2 separate regions of the Homo sapiens genome follow, and region 1 is linked to region 2. A link is an interaction called in ENCODE POLR2A ChIA-PET data of the cell type or tissue named here. Cell type or tissue: GM12878. All regions are shown on one strand. Each heading gives the region's core, and the rest is flanking DNA. Links, peaks and the distances in the headings are about the cores only. Region 1 has its middle 49 kb from the start of HELZ. Region 2 overlaps PITPNC1 (phosphatidylinositol transfer protein cytoplasmic 1).

Region 1 (11,049 bases), core at 3,514-7,513, 230 kb after region 2:
CCCAGCTACTCGGGAGGCTGAGGCAGGAGAATGGCGTGAACCCAGGAGGCAGAGCTTGCGGTGAGCCGAGACTGTGCCACTGCACTCCAGCCTGTGCGACAGAGCAACACTCTGTCTCAAAAAAATAAAGACAAAAAATAAACACATTGTACACCTTACAAAAATGTTATCTTCCTTTATATCCATATTCTATACACTTTTTTCTATTTTTACAATTTTTTATTTTTAGTTTTTAAACTTTTTGTTAAAAACATACATAACTCGGGTCGGGTGCAGCCGCTCACACCTAGAACTTTGGGAGGCCGAGGTCAGAGGATCGCTTGAGGCCAGGATTTCGAGACCACCCTGGGCAACATGGCAAAACCCTGTCTCTTCAAAAAACACAAAAATTAGCCAGGTATGGTGACGCATGCCTGTAGTCTCAGCTACTTGGGAGGCTGAGGCAGAAGAATTGCTTGAACCTAGGAGGTGGAGGCTGCAGTGAGCAGAGATCACGCCATTGCACTTAGTCCTGGCAACAGGAGTAAAACCCTGTGTCAAAACAGACAAACAAAAAACCCGTACATAAATAGCCTCAGCCTACATAGGGTCAGGATCATCATCATCACTCTCTTCCACCTCCAAGTCTTGTCCCACTGGAAGGTCTTCAGGGGCAATAACATGCATGGAGCTGTCATCTCCTATGATAACCATTACTGCTTCTGTAATGCCTCCTGAGTACCTGCCTGAGGCTGTTTTACAGTTACCTTTGTTTTGTTTTGTTTTTTTAGATGGAGTCTTACTCTGTCACCCAGGCTGGAGTGCAGTGGTAATCACAGATCACTGCAGCCTCGAACTCCTGGGTTCCAGTCATCCTCCGGCTTCAGCCTACCAAGTAGCTGGGATTACAGACGCATGCCACCACGCCCGGCTGATTTTGTATTTTTAGTAAAGAGAGGGTTTCACCATGTTGGCCAGGCTGGTGTCGAATTCCTGGCCTCAAAGTAATCCACCCACCTCGGCCTCCCAAAGTGCTGGGATTATGGGTGTGAGCCACTGCACCTGGCCAACTTTTTTTCAATAAGTAGAAAGAATAGGCTGGGTGCAGTGGCTCACGCCTGTGATCCCAGCACTTTGGGAGGCCGAGGTGCGAATCATGAGGTCAAGAGATCAAGACCATCCTGGCTGACACAGTGAAACCCCGTCTCTACTAAAAATACAAAAAAAAAATTAGCCAGGCGCAGGCAGGCGCCTGTAGTCCCAGCTACTTGGGAGGCTGAGACAGGAGAATGACATGAACCTGGGAGGCGGAGCTTGCAGTGAGCTGAGATCGCGCCACTGCACTCCAGCCTGGGCGACAGAGCAAGACTCCGTCTCAAAAAAAAAAAAAAAAAAGTAGAAAGAATACACTCTAAAATAACAATAAAAAATATACTATAGTCATAAACCAGTAACATAGTCATTTATTATCAAGTATTATATATTTTACATAATTGTATGTGCCAGGCTGGAGTGCAGTGGCTGGATCTCAGCTCACTGCAACCTCCACCTCCTGGTTTCAGGCGATTCCCCCGCCTCAGCCTCCTAAGTAGCTGGGATTACATGCACCTGCCATCATGCCAGGCTAATTTTTGTATTTTGAGTAGAGACAGGGTTTCACCATGTTGGCCAAGCTGGTCTTGAACTCCTGACCTCAGGTAATCTGCCCGCCTTGGCCTCTCAAAGTGCTGGGATTACAAGCATGAGCCACTGCGCCCGGCCTATGTGCTAGATTTTTACATGATACCAGCATCACCAGAAACGTGAATAATGTCTGTGCTATGACATGTCTACGCTGTCACTAGGTGATAGTTTTTCAGCCCCGTTATAATCTTACAGGACTACCATATAATATACGTGGTCTGTCATTAACAGCAGCATTGGTATTGGGTGTGCGATTGCACATGTCTGTTGAGTTGATGAATGGTGTGTGGTGGAATTCTGGGTAAGTTATTTCCCTTGAGTGGGCTGTATTAAATGACTTGGGGCAGAGGATGGTTTTCAATCTTTGGAGATAACCCAGCTTTTCTGCTCATTAAGCGCCCTGAGTCAGGAGGTCTGCGAGGCCCTTCCTCTCCTGGGTCTTGTTCTCCGAAGCGGGCCAGTGCTCGGCACGCTCTTTGATCTCTCAAAGGGTAGCAAGAAACAGCTGCAGCCTCCTTTCTGTGGTCACCAGTGGTCCAGTTGACCCGTATGTTGTTAGCCGTTCAGGACCCTGGGGCAGGCCCAGAAGCTTCAGCCCCAGGAAGGGACGCAGGCCTGCAGAAGAGGGAGGGGGCGAGCCCTAGGGAATTTTCCTTTGTGACCCCGGAGGATAGGGCAATGTTTCTCTGGCCTTTTTTTCATTACATGTATGATTTTTATTCTTTTGCCCAGGGAGTGAGGGTCACTAAAGAGCTTATTGATAGTGAGAAACAAAAATCATCTGTGTCTCCCCTCTGCGTCTCATGGGCTTGGAGGGTGTCAGAGCCCTCAGGAGCGACTCACCTTGTCCCATCTCCTCCTTTTACAAATGAGATAGACATAGGCTCCAGGAGGTATAGGGGCTTGTCCAAGGCTCACGGATAAACCACTACAAAGCCACTGGAGGTGGTCACGGCGATGTCTCAGGAGGGATCTGAGACATGAAGGACTGAATTTGCGGTGAGTTCATTGGAATGGGTGGCCGGGTGCGGTGGCTCACGCCTACAATCCCAGCACTTTGGAAGGCTGAGGCGGGCGGATCATGAGGTCAGGAGTTTGAGACCAGCCTGGCCAATATGGTGAAACCCCGTCTCTACTAAAAATACAAAAAAAATTAGCCAGACGTGATGGCAGGTGCATGTAATCCGTTACTTGGGAGGCTGAGGCAGACGAATTGCTTGAACCTGGGAGGCGGAGGCTGTAGTGAGCTGAGATTGCACCATTTCACTCCAGCCTGGGCGGCAGGGTGAGACTCCATCTCAAAATATATATATATATATATATAAAATATATAAAAATATGTAATTTTATATAACATATAGATGTATATAAATATATATTTGGTTTGGAGACAGGGTCTCACTCTGTCACCTAGGCTGCAGCAGCATCGAACACTTAGGCTCAAGTGATCCTGGAGCCCCTTTAGTAGCTGTGATTGCAGGCATGTCCCACCATGGTGGCTGGTTTTAAAATGTTTATTTTATAGAGACGAGGTTTTGCTATGTTGCCCAGCTACAAAACACTTTTCTAGGGCCAGGCACTGGGTTACAATGGTAATCTCAGCACTTTGGGAGGCTGAGGTGGGTGGATTCCTTGAGCACAGGAGTTTGAAGCCAGCGTGGGCAATGCGGTGAAACCTTCTCTGCAAAACAAATATAACAATTATCCAGACGTGGTGGTGCACACCTGTGGTCCCAACTACTCAGGAAACTGAGGTGGAAGTGTGTCCAGAATTGGTGGGTTCTTGGTCTCACTGACTTAAAGAATGAAGCCGCAGACCCTCGCGGTGAGTGTTATAGTTCTTAAAGGCAGTGTGTCCGGAGTTTGTTCCTTCTGATGTTCGGATGTGTTTGGAGTTTCTTCCATCTGGTGGGCTCGTGGTCTCGCTGGCTCAGAAGTGAAGCTGCAGACCTTCGCGGTGAGCGTTACAGCTCTTAAGACGGTGCGTCTGGAATTCTTCGTTCCTTCCCCGAGGGGTTCGTGGTCTCCCTGGCTCAAGGAGTGAAGTTGTAGATCTTCCCGGTGAGTGTTACAGCTCATAAAGGCAGAGTGGACCCAAAAAGTGAGCAGCAGTAATATTTATTGCAGAGTGAAAGAACAAGGCTTCCATAGCATGGACACGAACCCCAGCGGGTTGCCACTTTTGGCTCGGGCAAGCAGTTTTAAGCAGTTTTATTCCCTTATCTGGCCCCACCCACATCCTGCTGATTGGTCCATTTTACAGAGAGCTGATTGGTCCGTTTTGACAGGGTGCTGATTGGTGCGTTTACAATCCCTGAGCTAGACACAAAAGTTCTCCACATCCCCACTAGATTAGCTAGATACAGGGTGTGGACACAAAAGTTCTCCAAGTCCCCACCAGAGTAGCTAGATACAGAGTGTTGATTGGTGCATTCACAAACCCTGAGCTAGACACAGGGTGCTGATTGGTGTGTTTACAAACCTTGAGCTAGATACAGAGTGCCGATTGGTGTATTTACAATCCCTTAGCTAGACATAAAGGTTCTCCAAGTCCCCACCAGAGAAGCCACATACAGAGTGTGGATTGGTGCATTCACAAACCCTGAGCTAGACACAGGGTGCTGATTGGTGTGTTTACAAACCTTGAGCTAGATACAGAGTGCCGACTGGTGTATTTACAATCCCTTAGCTAAACATAAAGGTTCTCCAAGTCCTCACCAGACTCAGGAGCCCAGCTGGCTTCACCCAGTGGATCCTGCACCAAGGCCGCAGGTGGAGCTGCCTACCAGTCCGGTGCTGTGCCGCCGCACTCCTCAGCCCTTGGGTGGTCGATGGGACTGGGCGCCCTGGAGCAGGGGGCGGCGATCCTTGGGAAGGCTCCAGCCGCGCAGGAACCCATCCATGGCGGGGAGGGGAGGCTCAGGCATGGCGGGCTGCAGGTCCCGAGCCCTGCCCCGCGGGGAGCCAGCTAAGGCCTGGCGAGAAGTCGAGCACAGCAGCTGCTGGCCCAGGTGCTAAGCCCCTCAATGCCTGGGGCTTGTGGGCTGGGGGGCCGCTCCGAGTGCGGGGCCCGCCGAGCCCACGCACACCCGGAACTCGCGCTGGCCCGCAAGCGCCGCACGCAGCCCCGGTTCCTGCCTGCGCCTCTCCCTCCACACCTCCCGGCAAGCTGAGGAAGCCGGCTCCGGTCTTGGCCAGCCCAGGACGGGTCTCCCACAGTGCAGCGGCGGGCTGAAGGGCTCCTCAAGTGCCGCCAAAGTGGGACCCAGGCAGAGGAGGCGCAGAGAGCGAGCCAGGGCTGCCAGCACGCTGTCACCTCTCAGGAGGATCACTTGAGCCCAGGGGGTCGAGGATGCAGTGAGTCAAGGATGGCGCCACTGCACCCCAGCCTGGGGAACAGAACAAGACTCTGTCTCAGAAAAAAAAAAAAAGTTTTATAAAACAAAAAGGCCATGCGCTGTGGCTCACGCCTGTAATCCTAGCACTTTGGGAGGCTGAGCTGGGTGGATCATTTGAGGTCAGGAGTTCAAATAAAATATATTTATATGTATTAAAAAATATATATTTATATGTTATATATATTTTAAAATATACTTTATATATATATATACTTTATTGTTTGGTTTTTTGTTGTTGTTGAGACAGAGCTTCACTCTTGTCGCCCAGGCTGGAGTGCAATGGTGCGATTTTGGCTCACTGCAACTTCCACCTCCTGGGTTCAAGCGATTACTCCTGCCTCAGCCTCTAGAGTAGCTGGGATTACAGGCGTGTGCCACCACGCTTAACTAATTTTTGTACTTTTAGTAGAGACAGGGTTTCACCGTGTTGGCCAGGCTGGTCTTGAACTCCTGACCCCAGGTGATCCGCCCACCTCGACCTCCCAAGGTGCTGGGATTATTGGCATGAGCCACCGCGCCCGGCCTGTTTGGTTTTATTTTTAAAGAAACGAATGATACCTGGCTTCCTGGAGAGACTAGCATGGCCCTTCTAAGCCACTAGGGGGTGGCGCTGTTCACGGCCTCAGGCTGCGCTCCCTTTGCAGGAGCCTAAATGTGCCCTAAGTCAGGAGGGTGCCCTGAATCAGGAGGAGGTCGCCTTGAGTCAGGAGGTCTGCGAGGCCCTTCCTCTCCTGGGTCTTGTTCTTTGAAGCGGGCCAGTGCTCCGCACGCTCTTTGATCTCTCGAAGCGTAGCAAGAAACAGCTGCAGCCTCCTTTCTGTGGTCACCAGTGGTCCAGTTGATCCGTGTGTTGTCAGCCGTTCAGGACCCTGGGGCAGGCCCAGAAGCTTCAGCCCCAGGAAGGGACGCAGGCCTGCAGGAGAGGGAGGGGGTGAGCCCTAGGGAATTTTCCTTTCTGACTCGGGAGGATAGGGCAATGGAAGGAGCCCAGTTGGAGAAGGGGAAGAAGAAGTAGAACGATAGACGTTCCTCCCCCAAGGTTGGCGTCATCTCCAAGACAAGAGCAGCGGAGGCTGGACACATGGCTCACGCCTGCAATCCCAGCACTGTGGGAGGCCCAGGAGGGCACATCGCTGGAGCCCAGGAGTTCGAGACCACCCATGGTCAACATGGCAAAACCCCTACTCTACAATAAATACAAAAATTATCCAGGTGTGTTGGTGTGTACCTGTGGTACCAGCTACTCGGGAGGCTGAGGTGGGAAGATTGCTTCAGCCCAGATGGTTGAGGCTGCAGTGAGCTGTGATGGTGCCACTGCACTCCAGCCTGAGTGATGACAAAAAAAAAAAAAAAAAAAAAAAAGAGACAAAGAACAGGGCTTGAGGGTTGGCCCTCTCCTGACCCTCCTCCCAGCCAGGAACTCAGAGTGGGCATGCCTCATTGCCTTGAACTTCTCATGGACAGCAGGGAGCTCTGCCTCCACCTCCACAGACAGCCCCCAGCCCACCCACCTGAGAGGGAGGCAGACATTGAGGCAGGCTGCTCTGTGTGAGTGGGAGAGGTGCCCGAGGGTGGCCACAGCTGCAAACTTTCTAGCTCTCATCACCTCATCCTTCTCTCAAGCCAGGTTTCCAGCCCCTCAGCCTCAGCCTTCCCAGATGTCGTCACTCTATTCTTTTGTTTTGTTTTTGTTTTTTTTTTAAACTTTTTTTTTTTTTTAAGACAGAGTCTTGCTGTTGTCGCCCAGGCTGCAGTACAATGGCACAATCTTGGCTCACTGCAACCTCCCCCTCCCAGGTTCAAGCGATTCTCCTGCCTCAGCCTCCTGAGTAGCTGGGATTACAGGCGCCCGCCACCACACCCAGCTAACTTTTGTGTTTTTAGTAGAAACAGGGTCCACCATGTTGGCCAGGCTGGTCTCGAATTCCTGACCTCAGGTGATCCACCTGCCTCAGCCTCCCAAAGTGCTGGGATTACAGATGTGAGCCAGCGGGCCTGGCCATATTTTTATTTTTGAGACAGAGTCTCTCTCTGTCACCCAGGTTGGAGTGCAGTGGCGCGATCTCTGCTCACTGCAACCTCCACCTCCCAGGTTCAAGTGATCCTCCTGCCTCAGCCTCCCGAGTAGCTGGGATTACAGGCACATGCCACCATGCCTAGCTAATTTTTGTAATTTTAGTAGAGTCGGGGTTTCACTACGTTAGTTGGGCTCTTCTCAAACTCTTGACCTCAGGTGATCTGCCTGTCTTGGCCTCCCAAAGTGCTGGGATTACAGGCGTGAGCCGCCGCACCGGGCCCTCACTCTATTCTTAAATATGAGTCCCTCTCCCAAAGCTCCGGGGCACCCTCTTAGGCACATTCTAAGGCTCCATCCAGCCCACCCCAACCGCAAAGTGAGAATTCAGAGAAAGTGACTAATGCCAAGCTATGAAGAGGCATGATGCTGCTTCTGTGAGGTGGCTGTGAGACAGCCTCACCATTCATGTGAAGAAAATTCATTCTTTGGGAAATTAAGGGCTGCAAAAATCTAATGATATTTAAAATAACAAAAAAAGGACTGGGCACGGTGGCTCACATCTGTAACCCCAGCATGGGCCAAGATGTGTGGATCATCTGAGGTCAGGAGCTTGAGACCAGCCTGGCCAACATATTGAAACCCCATCTCTGCTAAAACATACAAAAATTAGCTGGATGTGGTGGCGGGCACCTGTAACCCCAGCTACTTGGGAGGCTGAAGCAGGAGAATTGCTTGAACCCAGGAGGCGGAGGTTGCGGTGAGCCAAGATGGTGTCACTGCACTCCCGCCTGGGCAACAGGAGTGAAACTCCGTCTGAAAAAAAAAAGGCGGGGCGCAGTGGCTCATGCCTGTAATCCCAGCACTTTGGGAGGCCGAGGCGGGCGGATCACGAGGTCGGAGATCGAGACCATCCTGGCTAACACGGTGAAACCCCGTCTCTACTAAAAATACAAAAAATTAGCCGGACGAGGTGGCGGGCGCCTGTAGTCCCAGCTACTCGGGAGGCTGAGGCAAGAGAATGGCGTGAACCCCAGGGGGCGGAGCCTGCAGTGAGCCGAGATCGCACCACTGCACTGGCGACACCACTGCCTGGGCGACAGCGAGACTCCGTCTCAAAAAAAAAAAAAAAAAAAAAAAAAAAAAACCAGCCAAAAAATAGAGTCCTGTAGAATCCACTGTCCCTAACTCTCTTCTCTTTCTTGAGATGAGCTAAGTTTTTCCTCCGCGGAACACGCTAAATGTTTCCAAGGGACAGACTCTGGCTATGTCATTATCCACAGTGCAGCTGGTGTTAGCCACGTGGTCCCAGCATGGCAGGGGAGGCAGGAGGGAGGGCTTATGGGTGTCAGGAGCCTTGAGCCAGAAAGCAGCCGGGACCCCAGGAGTGTGGGCCACTCTCTCAGAGGTGCCAGACAGGTTGAGGCAGCTGCGAAAGTTGTGGAAAGTAAACAGAAAAGTCTTTCAGAAGATCAGGTGAGGAATACGGGGCGGGGAGTAGGGGCAAGAAGCTGGTTTTGCTCTAGAAGTTTGGACTGCAATTGCCTGGGAAAAATATCTGCTACTGTATTTCTTGCTAAATAAGCCAATAGTCTGGGAAACCGGAGTAACACGGAGGGAAACTCAAAGGCAAAGAGGCAGGGGGTGTACTCTAGCTCTGGCCTTCCAGGCGTTTTCCCTCAGCAGCAAGCATATTGCAACTGCCAAATATTTCTGAAGAGCATTCCCCACCCATTTTTCCACAGCCCACACCTTCCCCCAGGCTGAGGGGCCACTGGGTTGGTGGAGTTTGGGGTGGTGTCCATTATTATTATAAGGTCTATTTATGATAATCAAAAAACACATCCTAGCTGGAGGAAAATTTAAAAGCTGTAGAAAAATGTCAAGAAGAAATACAAAATGACCTGTTATCCAACCACCCAGAGAACATCACTGATAATATTGTATTGTATTTCCTTCTGGCCTTGTTTTTCAATGCATGCTTTAAAAAAATTTTTTTTTAATGGAACGGGGTCTTGCTATGTTGCCCAGGCTGGCCTCAAATTCCTGGGCTCAAGGGATCCTCCCTACTTAGCCTCCAGAGTAGCTGGGACTACAGGCACATACCACCATGCCTGGCAAAATTATTATTTTTTTTTTAACATAGGTGGTATTAGATAGATAGAGCCAGGCGCGATGGCTCATGCCTGCAATCCTACCACTTTGGGAGGCCAAGGTGGGCAGATCACCTGAGCTCAGGAGTTTGAGACCAGCCTGGGCAACATGGTGAAACCCCATCTCTATAAAAAATACAAAAATTAGCTGGATATGGTGATGTGCACCTGTAATCCCAGCTACTCGGGAGACTGAGGCAAGAGAATCACTTGAACCCAGAGAGGCAGAGGTTGCAGTGAGCCGAGATGGTGTCACTGCACTCCAGCCTGGGCGACAGAGTAAGACTGTCTCCAAAAAAAAGATAGATAGATAGATGTATATATATAATCTTGACTTTTTCATTCAACACTGTATCATGAGCATTTTTTCCATGGGTGGTGGGAGGTGTTTTTTTTTGAGAAAATTTCTCAGACACCAGGGGAAACCTACCAGGCAGACCGTTTCTCTCCTTCACAGTGAGGCAAGGCAAAGGGTGCAGGCATTCCGATCTGAGCGGAGTCTGGATCTCACCCCAGCCTGCTGCTCCCTTCCAGGGTCAGTTGGAGCTGCTCGCCTCTCGTGCCAAGCTTCCTCCCACGGGGCCTTCTGAAGCTTTCTGCAGCTTCAGCATCAACAGCACTTTTGTCTGCTCCACTTCGGGGAGAGAGCTGGAGAGTGTTTTTTGTGTGCCTGATGGATCCAGCCCAAGTTTGATGGCCCCGTGTACTTGCTCAGTTTCCCTAGATGGCCCCGCTCCAAGAACAGCTCAGAAGCCAAGGAAACCAAAATCCCTGCGTCTGCAGCCAAAACGGACAGGCTATTTCCTGATACTCTGCGTGCGCACGTGTGTGTGTGTGTGTGTGTGTGTGTGAGTGTGTGTGTGTGTGAAGTGAGGCTCAACCTGCAATTTTATTTGTGATAGTGTGAAACAGTTCAGTACATAGCACTGCCCTGGTTTCCCCCTTGCTTTCATGCAAATAGATGATCTGTCCCTCCCTAGCTGACTTAGTTGTAAAGAATAAGTGACTGTGAATGAAAATTTTTGCAAATGAATTCGACCATTAGCTGGACCAGAGCTTTGTTGATGATGAAAATAATAGTGTCTTTTTTTTTTGTTTGAGACAAAGTTTCATTCTGTCACTCAAGCTGGAGTGCAATGGTGTGATCTTGGCTCACTGCAACCTCCACCTCCCAGGTTCAAGCGATTCTCCCGTCTCAGCCTCCTGAGTAGCTGGGATTATAGGCACCCACTACCATGCCCAGCTCATTTTTGTGTTTTTAATAGACACGGGGTTTTGTCACGTTGGCCAGGCTGGTCTGGAACTCCTAACCTCAAGTGATCCACCTGCCTCGGCCTCCGAAAGTGCTGGGATTACAGGCCGGCTCCCATCTTTTTTTTTTTTTTTTTTTTTAAGATAAGGTCTCGCCTTGGAGTGCAGTGGCATGATCTTGGCTCACTGCAGCCTCTACCACCCAGGCTCTACCCAGGATCCTCCCACCTCTGTGCACACACCACCACCCCCAGCTAATTCTTTTGTACATTTTTTTTGTAGAGATAAGGCTTCACTATGTTGCCCATCTGGTTTCGAACTCCTGGGCTCAAGCGATCTTCCCACTGCAGCCTCCCAAAGTGCTGGGATTACAGGCGTGAGCCACTGTGCCCTGCCCGAAAATACTTAGTGTCTTAGTAGATGTAAAAGCCTCTCTCATTTGAGCTATATCAGAGGTAATCTGTTACCTGTAATGATTCAAGTACCCACATTTGCAAATGACTAATTTTTTTATTGTGATAAAACATACATAACAGAAAATGTACTATTTCAACCACTTGTACAGTGTACA
Region 2 (11,049 bases), core at 4,225-8,224:
CAGTGAGTCCAGATTTTGACAACCTCATCTCAGAAAGCTAGAGGTGAGAGCTGTCTCTTTTTCTGGTAATCCCACAGCACAGCTAAGGCCCTAGGACAAATGTTCTAGTCTAATGGTTGGCAAAGCATGCAGGCTGATGCCTGCTTTGTAAATAAAGTTTTATTGGAACACAGCGATGCTCATTCATTCTATGGCTGCTTTCATTTACAATGGCAGAGTTGAATACTTTGAGAGACTGTGTAACCCCCAAGGCTGAAAATATTTATTATCTGGCCCTTTATAGAAATAAGTTTGCAGACCGTTGTTCTATTCCACGGCTGGGTCCAGTCTGGGCCACCCTCAGCTGTTCATCTAGATCTGTTCTGCCCAGGACCAAAGCTATTTGCTATGTGTGGCCACTGAGCCTTTGAAGTGTGGCCCATGGAATAGAGGGATTGAATTTTAAATTTTCTTTCATTTTAATTCATTTAAATTTAAGACTGGTGCTTGATTCAGTTATTAGAAAACCTTCGGCCGGGCGCGGTGGCTCATGCCTGTAATCCCAGCACTTTGGGAGGCCGAGGCGGGTGGATCATGAGGTCAGGAGATCGAGACCATCCTGGCTAACAAGGTGAAACCCCGTCTCTACTAAAAATACAAAAAATTAGCCGGGCGCGGTGGCGGGCGCCTGTAGTCCCAGCTACTCGGGAGGCTGAGGCAGGAGAATGGCGTGAACCCGGGAAGCGGAGCTTGCAGTGAGCCGAGATTGCGCCACTGCAGTCCGCAGTCCGGCCTGGGCGACAGAGCGAGACTCCGTCTCAAAAAAAAAAAAAAAAAAAAAAAAAAAAAAAAGAAAACCTTCATATATGTTTGAAACACTTTGGGTATGTGAATCTACTTTTTCAACTGGGAATTTTATGAAATCTAAATAAAGATCAAGTACTGCCAATGAAAATTTAGCGTCTGACTTGGGAGTGCTGTTTAAGTCTAAAATGCACACTAGATTTGGAAGACTTACTACAAAAAAAAGCAAAATAGTTCATTAATAATTTTTATGTTGATTGAAATGATATTTTTGTATACTGGGTTAACTAAAATATATTTTTAAAATTAACTTCACTTGCCTTTTTTTTTCCTTTTCTTTCTTATTTTTTTAGAGACAGGGTCTCGCTCTGTCATCCAGGCTGGAGTGCAGAGGTATGACCGTAGCTCATTGCAGCCTTGACCCCCAGTGCTCAAGCGATCCTTCCACCTCAGCCTCTTGAGTCACTGGGACTACAGGCAGGCACCACCACGTCCAGCTAAGTTTTGTATTTTTTCTGTAGAGATGGTATCTTGCTATGTTGCCCAGGCTGGCCTCAAATTCCTAGCCTCAAGCCATCCTCCCGCCACAGCCTCACAAAGTTTTGGGATTATAGGTGTAAGCTACCATGAGCCAGCCTATGTGTTTCTTTCTACACACTTTTTAAAATGTGGCTATTAGAAAATTTAGGCTGGGCGCAGTGGCTCACGCCTGCAATCCCAGCACTTTGGGAGGCCGAGGAGGGTGGATCACGAGGTCAGGAGTTCAAGACTAGCCTGGCCAAGATGGTGAAACCCCATCTCTACTAAAAATACAAAAATTAGCCGGGCGTGGTGGCAGGCACCTGTAATCCCAGGTACTCAGGAGGCTGAGGCAGGAGAATCACTTGAACCCGGGAGGCGGAGGTTGCAGTGAGCAGAGATTGCACCACTGTGCTCCAGCCTGGTGACAGAGACTCTGTCTCAATTAAAAAAAAAAAAAAAAAAAAAAACGGTTTCCATGTATTTCTGAGCTGGTGAGGTGGAGCACTAGTAATTAGGGTTGCATTTGGAGAGGCCCTCCCTTCCTGAGGACTGGCTATTACCTGGGCCTCCAGAGACGTGATAATTGTTCACAGTGGGCTGTGATGGAAAGCACTGGGGTTTTAAAAATGAAAATGTGAAGCCAGCGTCCTGATTCTACCATTGACTAGCTTTGTAACCTTAGACGATTTACTTCTCTGAGCCACAGTTTATTATCATTAAAATGGAACTAATAGAATACCTCGCAAGACATGGTGAGAATCAAGTGAGAAAAAAAAAAAAACTTAAAAATTAAAATGCTTCATAAATTGTATAATAAACCTGTACACCAACTGCCCTCACCACTGCTCCTTCTAGTTGGCCACATGTCTGACTGTGACTTGCAGATCTGTTTCATTCATATCCCTGTTATGCTGCGGGTTCCAGAAAGTATAAGAGAATGAGGCATCTGCCATATACTTGTACAATGCCAAAACCAAAGGAAATCTGACCATCTGCTCAAAACTATCTTTTCCTTATGTAAAAATTTCATTAGACGGTAGTCAGATTGACTACTTCCCATAAGTATTATAAAAAGCTTGAGAATTTCCACTTAGACGAGGCAGCTAGAAGTGTCAAGTTCGTAGAGACAGAAAGTCGAATGGTAGCTGCCAGGGACTGGAAAGAGTGGGTAATGGAGTGTTTAGGGTACAGCGTTTCAGTTTAGGATGGTAAAAAAGCTTCTGGAGGTAGATGGTGATGATGGTTTTGCAACAATGTGAATGTACTGAATGTCACTGAAATATACACTTAAAATTGGTTACAGTGGGCCAGGCATGGTAGTCTATGCCTGTAATCCCAGTGCTTTGGGAGGCTGAGGTGGGAGGACAGCTTGAGCCCAAGAGTTGGTGACCACCCTGGACAACATAGGGAGATGGTGTCTCTACAAAAAACAAAAAAATAAAAACTCAGCTGGGCATGGTGGCACACGCCTGTAGTCCCAGCTACTCGGGAGGCTGAGGCGGGATGATCGCTTGAGCCCAGGAGGTCCAGGGTGCAATGCAGTGAGCTATGATCATACCACTGTGCTCCAGCCTGGGCAAGCAAGTGAGACCTCATTTTCCAAAAAAAAAAAAAAGATTAAAATGGTAAATTTTATGATATGTATATTTGATCACAATTAAAAAGGCTCAGAACTTGTCATTTTTCAGTGAGTATGGCTCATGCCTCAAGGAAACCATCTAACAATTACTTTATGATTATGAAAAAATTATTAAAGTTTATTATGAAATAATTTTTAAAATTATTTCTATTTGATGAACCTTTGGTTTAGAAGCTTCCTGAAAGGTATTGAGCCTAGAAGACGGGAGAAATATGAAAAGACTCCCCGGAGAAACAATGAATGTTACATGAGATTCCCTGATTCCTGCCATGCCAGGGGAGTTCTTTGTTTGCCGTGCCCTAAGCCTAGATGTCTTTTTTTTTTGGTGGTGGGGGATGGAGTTTCACTCTCTCTCCCAGGCTGGAATGCAGTGGTGTGATCTCGGCGCACTGCAATCTCCACCTCCTGGGTTCAAGCAATTCCTCTGCTTCAACCTCCTGAGTAGCTGGAATTACAAGCGTGTGCCACCACGCCCGGCTAATTTTTGTATTTTTAGTAGAGACAGGGTTTCACCATGTTGGCCAGGCTGGTCTTGAACTCCTGACCTCAGGTGATGCACCTGCCTCGGCCTTCCAAAGTACTGGGATTACAGGCATGAATCACCATGCCCAGCCCGAGAGGTCTTTAATATATGACCATTCTGGAGGATTCCTGTCGGTGATGCTCCCACACAACGAGGTACTGACTGCGTGCCCAATGTTGCAGACAAAGACCCGGCAGAAAGGAAAGAGTCATTAACTGAACCCAAATGAGTTCTGATCCGGTCTCAATGAGAACACATTCCTCAATGAACATGAATGTCACATGAACATCACATTCACAGTCGACCGTCTCCAGTTGCTCCTTATCCCGAAGTTCTGCCCGAGAGTAACTCTACAGTGAGACCAATTCCAATTGCTTTTTCCTTGGGAAAGCAGCGTGTATTTTTACCTCCAACAGCTGGATCTGATTTGGGTTCTGCCCAAGCTAAGAACATGACTGGCTAAGCCCCAGTCTTCCAGGCCCTGTGATTCAATGTGTAGATTTCTCCATGTAGACAGGAAGGTTAAAAAATAATAACAAAAAAAAAAGGTGTAAAGTTCTTGGGTGTTTTGTCAGATGTCTCTCAGCCTGGTCAATAAACCATGAAAACCAATATCCGATCCCACAAAGAAAATACAAACCTGCAGCTCATATTTCAGGATATCAGTGCATCATCACATATTTATCTTTTCTCTTGAGTTTTTATAAGCAGCCCTCGGAGGTGTCTTGTTTACGTAATACCTGTGTCATTATGCCAGGGTATGGGAATGAAAAAACTGATAAAAAGATTTAAGAAGCTGGGTTATCAACATTTAATTCAAAAAATCCCCCTTTTGTGACAAACTAATATAAACTGTATTGGACGCTGATGCTTAACCTGTCCTAAGTTCTGGACTGAACTGAATAGAAATAGAGCAACTGAAATCCAAGGGAAGGGCTCAGGCTATGCTTCCTGCTGGTACCAGCACAACCTCTATCCTGCTGTTGCTGCAAAACTGTGCAAATCGCCTCAAGGGTACTTGACCATGGAGGAGCATAATCTACTTGACTGAGTACAGGAGAGTAACAATAGTCTTCATAGTCTATGCAAGTAAGAGTGCATGTATATTTTTGCTGCTTCTTCCAACACTGACTCGCTTTTAGGGGTGATGTTCTAGCCCCGAGAATTCACTTGACTCATAAATTGAAAAGCCGAGATGATAACATGCAGCACTTACAGGTTACTTTATAAGCACTGGCTAAGGCAGTGGGTGTCATGTCCTTGTATTTATAAATGACAAGCTGAGCAAATTAGCCATTAGTGGGAGCCCATGAAGAATGATTAAGAGAGCAAAGACAGGAACTGCCAGAACTCAACTCGAAACCACAAGGGCAGTTGGCTCTAGAAGCAGAACATGGGATTTCTTCATACGTTGGCTGTGGGGACGGTCTCGGTTCTTAAGAGTCCTGTGCGCTCCCGTTCATCACTCAACATGCATTTCACGTGTATGCCAAGCCCTGTAGATGCTAGAGGCAGAGCTGCAAACAAGATACACTTGGTGTCTGGCAAAGAGGGGGATTTCTTGAGCGTTTCTGCCTTGAAGACAGAAGACTGAAGGAAACTGATGCATTCATCAGAGCTCTCAAACGATTTGCCAGGAAATGTGAAACCGATCGCAACTCAAGTTAATGGAGAGGTTTGCTGACAAGTCTGACCTTTAGTAAGCAATCAAGGCTCTTGTGTTTACTACAGAACATAAACCCACAGTCAATCACAAGACCAAAAAGAGGGAAAATCAAGATAGAGCTTTCCCAGGACACATATCCTGCGCCATCCGCTTGTGACCTCTTTGTCATCTCTGTAACCTTAGCCCCATAAACAGAGATGTTCGCAGCAGAGAGGTCCATCCACTACCAAGGTAGCAAGGCCTTTCCAGGATGAAAAGAACCGTTGTTTGTGAAGCCTAATGCACCCATCAACCCTTCATGAAATCCTTAATGAAAACGGCTGGTAGCATCAAGGGAAGCCGCAGTACCACTTAAAAGCAGAAATCTTTCAGGAATGACAGCAATTAGTTTCAGCATCTTTGAGACCTTCTGAGAACAGAGGGTAAAGGAAATGCAAAGAGAAGCACTTGCTGCTTCAGGTACAATTGAACAGCGGGAGTTCTTAATGTCTTGAAAGAGTTATTCAAGGCACTTCATGCCTAGACAAACAAGATCTCAGTGATATTTGAGGGTCACTGGACTCCTTTGCTTACCTAAATGCTGACTGGCTTGGCAAGTGGTTTTGGGGTTCTGGTAACTACCTAGCAAGGCTGGGAGAGGGTTATATATGTGGATTGTATATGTAGATTGAGACTTGGAAAGTTCCAGCATCTTTGCTCACCCTACTTAGGAGAAGCTCCAGGTTCCAGAGGCATGGATGGCACTTGTAGCCAGAGAGGGTGTATGGCTGGTTGCAGGGAGGCACCATTCATTCTTAGGCCATAGTTGGCCTAAGAGTGTTTCCTCCTTGGTAAAAAGAAGCAGATAGCAGATTGAGGAAAGCAAATGGGTGTCAACTCCTGCTCTCCTGAGGTCGTCAGTGAAGACAGGGAAAACAGTAAGTTTGGTATATTTCCAGAAATTGCTACATTTAAAAAAAATCTATCTTCTGCCTGGGCATGGTGTCTCACATCTGTAATCCCAGCACTTTGGGAGGCCAAGGCAAGAGGATTACTTGAGGTCAGGAGTTCGAGAACAGCCTGGCCAACATGGTGAAACCCCATCTCTACTAAAAATACAAAAATTAGCCAGGTGTGGTGGTGCACGCCTGTAGTCCCAGCTACTTGGGAGGCTGAAGGAGGAGAATTGCTTGAACCCAGGAGGCGGAAGTTGCAGCGAGCTGAGATCGTGCCACTGCACTCCAGCCTGGGAAACAGAGCAAGACATCATCTCAAAAAAAAAAAAAAAAAAAAAAACAGAATGCTGCTGTGAACATGAGTATACAAGAATCTGAGTCTCTGCTTTTAATTACTTTGAGTACAGACCTAGAAGTGGAATTGCTCAATCATTTGGTAATTCTATGTTGAACTTTTTGAGTAACCACCAAACTGTTTTCCACAGTTTTACATCCCTACCAGCAATGCAGGAGGGCTCTGATTTCTCCACATCTCCACCAACACTTGTTTTACATTTAAAAATACTTTTAGGGAAAGGGTCTTGCTCTGTCACCCAGGCTACAGTGCAGTGGTGTGAAATAGCTCACTGCAGCCTCAAACTCCTGGGCTCAAGTGATCCTCCCACTTCAGCATCTGGAGTAGCCGGGACTACAGGCACACGGCACTATGCCTGGGTAATTTAAAAAATTGTAGAGATGGGTCTTGCAATGTTGCCCAGGCTAGTCTCAACTGATCCTCCTGCCTCAGCCTCCCAAAGTATTGGGATTACAGGTGTGAGCCACCATGGCTGGCCCATCATTTTCCTTTTTTTGTTTGTTTGTTTGTTTTTTTGATAACCACCATCCTAACAGGTGTGACATGATTACAGGATGTTTTAAAGTCAACTGTAGGTTCTCTCTTGGATCACTTATTCTTGCAAAGCCTATTTTAGGTGGAGCTTGGGTATTTCACATCCTTCTTCCAAATAAGTACTGAAACAGCCCTGGTAGAGATTTCAACCCCATTATTTATTTAAACCAGAAGAGTCAATCAGTAGGGTCCTGATTAAACACTGATAAACTAAGATGGTTAATTCTTAGGGGGCTGGAAGGCATCCCCTGGAAATATTCTGTTTGCAAACATAAGTTTAATTCAGTAAATCTCTTTAATGTCAAAAAGGTCCAGACACCTTTACAAACAGTTAAATCACTCTTTGTAAGGGCACCACAAAGAGGTAGCTATGAATTAGTACCTTAGGGAACCCAGGAGTGGTGGTAGGCATGACCTGAAACAGCACTTCTATTTGTTATAGAAGCTGTTTTCAGTATTATTTTGATGGCCCATCCAGGAATGTAGCAAATTACAGAATCACAACATAGAAGGCAGCCGAGTCCTACAGCGTTTACTTACGAATTGCATGTATATAATTTATATTCAACAATTTGGGGTGAAAAAGCCATTCTTGACCATTTGCATTTTTCATGTTTTCCTTGCAGATCAAGTCACTTTTTATTCTATTTTAGGTGACAGCTACGCTGGAAAAAGTAATCTTAAAGATGACTTTAAGCTCTGTAGTTGAGCATATAGATGTTTCCCATACTTTTTTAAAAAAAATATGCAATTCGGTGGCTTTTAGTATATTTGCAAGGTTGTGAAATCATCACCGCTATCCAATTCCACATTTTCATCATCTCCAAAAGAAACTCCATACCCACTAATAGTCATCCCTGATTCTCTTCTCCTCCCAGTCCCAGCAACCACTAAGTTACCTTCTGTTTCTATGGATGTGGCCATTCTGAACATTCATATCAATGGAATCATACAATACATGGCCTTTTGTCACTGACTCCTTTCATTTAACATGTTTTTAAGATTCATTCATGTTTAGCATGCATCAGTACTTCCTTTTTATTACTGAATAATATTCCATTGTATGGATATACCACATTTTGTTTATCCCTTCATCAGTTGATGGACATTTGGGTGGTTTCCACCTTGTGGCTATTATGAATAATGCTGCTATGAGTATTTGTGGGTGAGTCTTTTGAGGACGTATGTTTTCATTTCCCTTGGATATGGAATTACTGGGTCACATGGTAACAACATGTTTGACCATTTGAGGAACTGTCAGACTTTCCTCCATAGCAGCTGCAACATCTCATATTTTCTTTTGATAGTTTTAAGTTATGTACAGCAACAAGAAAGCCATAAGCAATAAGAAAGCAACAAGAAAGCCATAAGCAATAAGAAAGCAATAAGTGACTTCAAGAGTAAGCTAAAGGACAAGTGTGGTTGTCCAAGTCACTGTTTTATGTACTTGGCCACATCATCCATTGAACAACGATCGCAGGCAGCTCTCCAGCCACATGGCATCTTTTCATTATGCCTCAAGGACAATGAAGAGCTGAACTTCACATTACAATCAGAGTGAGAAGCTAAGACATCGTGTCCAAATGTGCTAATTACACAGCATTGACAGAAAGGGTGCAAGGGGTAGGAACAGAGCAGCATGGGGTACTGTTGTTGGTGGGGGGTGCCACATGGAAAATTAGGCTTGATCTGTGCATGAATAGAAACTAGCATGGCTGGGCGTGGTGGCTTATGCCTGTAATCTCAGCGCTTTGGCAGACAGATCACCTGAGGTCAGGAGTTTGAGACCAGCCTGGCCAACATGGCAAAAACCCCATCTCTACTAAAAATACAAAAATTAACCAGGCGTGGTGGCGGGCGCCTGTAATCTCAGCTACTTGGGAGGCTGAGGCGGGAGAATCGCTTGAACCTGGGAGGTGATTGCAGTGAAGATGGCGCTACTGCACTCCAGCCTGGGCGACTGAGCTAGACTCCATCTCAAAAAAGAAACTAGCATGGCAAGAAAGAACGGGGAGGTCACTGCCTGCAAGCAAGCTCTGGAAATCTACTTGCTCACAGCAAAACTTCACTACCTCACTAGGACCCCTGCAGATGCATGACAGAGTCATCTTAAAAGCTGCCATACAGAGCCCTGGCTTCTATAGGTTCAGCACAGTTCTAAAATATTTATACTATTTAATCCTCACAACAACACAATGAGGAAGGTAGCGTTTTAAATCCCTATTTGACAAATGAGGAAACTGATACACAGAGGTTAAGTCACTTGCCCAATGTCACCCAGGTAGTAAGTAGTAGAGCTGGGACTTGAACCCAGCCCGTCTAGCTGCAGCATGCACTCAGGCATTAATCTCCTTGGCCACTTGTTTGACATGCAGATAAAAAGGCTAGGTGGATGAAAATGTCACAGTTAAGTTTAGTGACTGCTCACTCCTGCATGTTGCTGACAGTTTCAGGTTGATGGTAAGAAGAGTTCTTTTTTACCAAAGAGATGAGAGAGCAGAGCCAAGGAGAGCAAAGAGAGGAGAGGTCACAGGGGAAGTAACCCAGGGGTACAAAATCAGAAGCCAAGAGCCTGAGATCCTCAATCCTGCTCCTAGAAGGTCTTCCTCCTACATAAATTCCTGCACACAACCATGAAAGGAAGCACAGCCGCCCATCAAAGTCCTTGAGACTTGAAAGTAAAAATTACAATTAATTAGTCCACCTAATTTGGACTCACAAAATGCGTGGGTGGGAGAGATTCCTGCAGCTGACAGCTGATGTGACAGTTATTTCATGAAAAGGAAAGCAGAACGTCCCTGCCTTTGGATTTGAATGTTTCCAAATGTGATTCCAAGCCCTCGCCTGAAACAATACTCAGGACAAGTGCTGAATATAGATATTCTGTGGGAGAAAAATCCCTTCCGCTTGCCCAGTCAACCTCAAGTGTAGGAAAATGAGCCGGAATATCCACTTCTCTTCATCCTCCTTCAGAGTTCGTCCAGTAAAGGCAGCCGGCTCCACGCCCAGCCCACACTCTCTTATCAGTTGGAAATTAGATTCCTAATGGCATTTGGGGAGGCAGGAATCGCATATTCATAGTCTTCATTAAGCCATTCCAGTTATCTGAATCTAAGTGTTTTGTGATCCACTGAAGTGATATATACTACTTCTTTTGCTCACTCTACCAGGAGAAATGTACAATCTAAGTTCCTGTCTATATCCTAATGATATACATTCAGGACTGTCCACAAGGCAGACCACAAACTCCTCTGTGGGAAGAGAACAAGGGAGAGGCTCCAGAAACGAATCAGCACATCTTCTTCCCTGTTCTCCTTCTATTGGGCATGCCTTCCTCCCCATTCCCAGAGGAAGACGTTTCCAGAACTGCTGACAACCCCTAGAGGAAGAAGGCCTTGCTTCCTTTCTCCTCTTGGGCAGATGGTATTTGCATACTGACATATTGTAAATCTAGTCACCCAGGTAACAGGGCTCCAGTTAGCAACAGCGGAATGAAGGTCAGCCTGGTTCCTTCTAAAATTAGAAATCAGACAAATCTGATTTTTAACCATTCAAGGTAGGATGCCCGGTTAGATGGCAAATTCAATTCTTACAATGAGTTTTCAGTTGGGAGACTGAGCACTAGTTAATAAAGGCAACGTGGGGCATTTCAACATGATCATAACATAGGTTTTGAAGTGTTGAAGTTTTAGCTCCATGATTTTCTTTCTGTAAATAATCCTAACTATGACTCCAGTGTCTGTTGGCAGAGTTATCTTTGACTGGGGCATCTCCCTTGACTTTTTTTCTTTTTTAATTGAGCTGAGTCTTGCTCTGTCACCCAGGCTGGAGTGCAGTGGCACAATCTCGACTCACTGCAACCTCCACTTCCCAGGTTCAAGCGATTCTCGTGCCTCAGCCACCAGAGTAGCTGGGACTACAGGCACATGCCACCATGCTGGGCTATTTTTTGTATTTTTTAGTAGAGATGGGGTTTCACCATGTTGGCCAGGCTGGTCTTGAACTCCGGACCTCGGGTGATCTGTCTGCCTCAGCCTCCCAAAGTGCTGGGATTACAGGCATAAGCCACCGCACCCGGCTTCCCTTGACTTT

What was found. ChIA-PET counts read pairs that join two places held together with the same protein. Peaks named below come from ENCODE experiments on the same cell type or tissue, not always from the same donor. Only the 100,000 strongest peaks of a DNase experiment are listed, where the experiment ranks them.
Region 1: POLR2A ChIA-PET joins it to region 2 with 5 read pairs; 2 of 35 experiments call an interaction of 5 or more read pairs at or near these places.

What each region holds. Positions count from the first base shown.
Region 1 is chr17:67,288,513-67,299,561 of GRCh38, reverse strand. No RefSeq gene overlaps it. Among named protein-coding and RNA genes, the nearest start is that of HELZ, 49 kb to the right of the region's middle. In GM12878, for the core only: a CTCF peak has its summit at 5,664 (motif pointing right); a DNase peak (open chromatin) is centred at 5,688.
Region 2 is chr17:67,514,531-67,525,579 of GRCh38, reverse strand. The region is part of intron 1 of PITPNC1 (phosphatidylinositol transfer protein cytoplasmic 1); the gene reads right to left. Among named protein-coding and RNA genes, the nearest start is that of MIR548D2, 48 kb to the right of the region's middle. RefSeq lists enhancers at 4,390-4,891, 4,892-5,395, 5,396-5,898, 5,899-6,402. In GM12878, for the core only: no CTCF peak of the experiment used is centred there; no DNase peak of the experiment used is centred there; H3K4me3 peaks cover 1,047 bases; H3K27ac peaks cover 872 bases.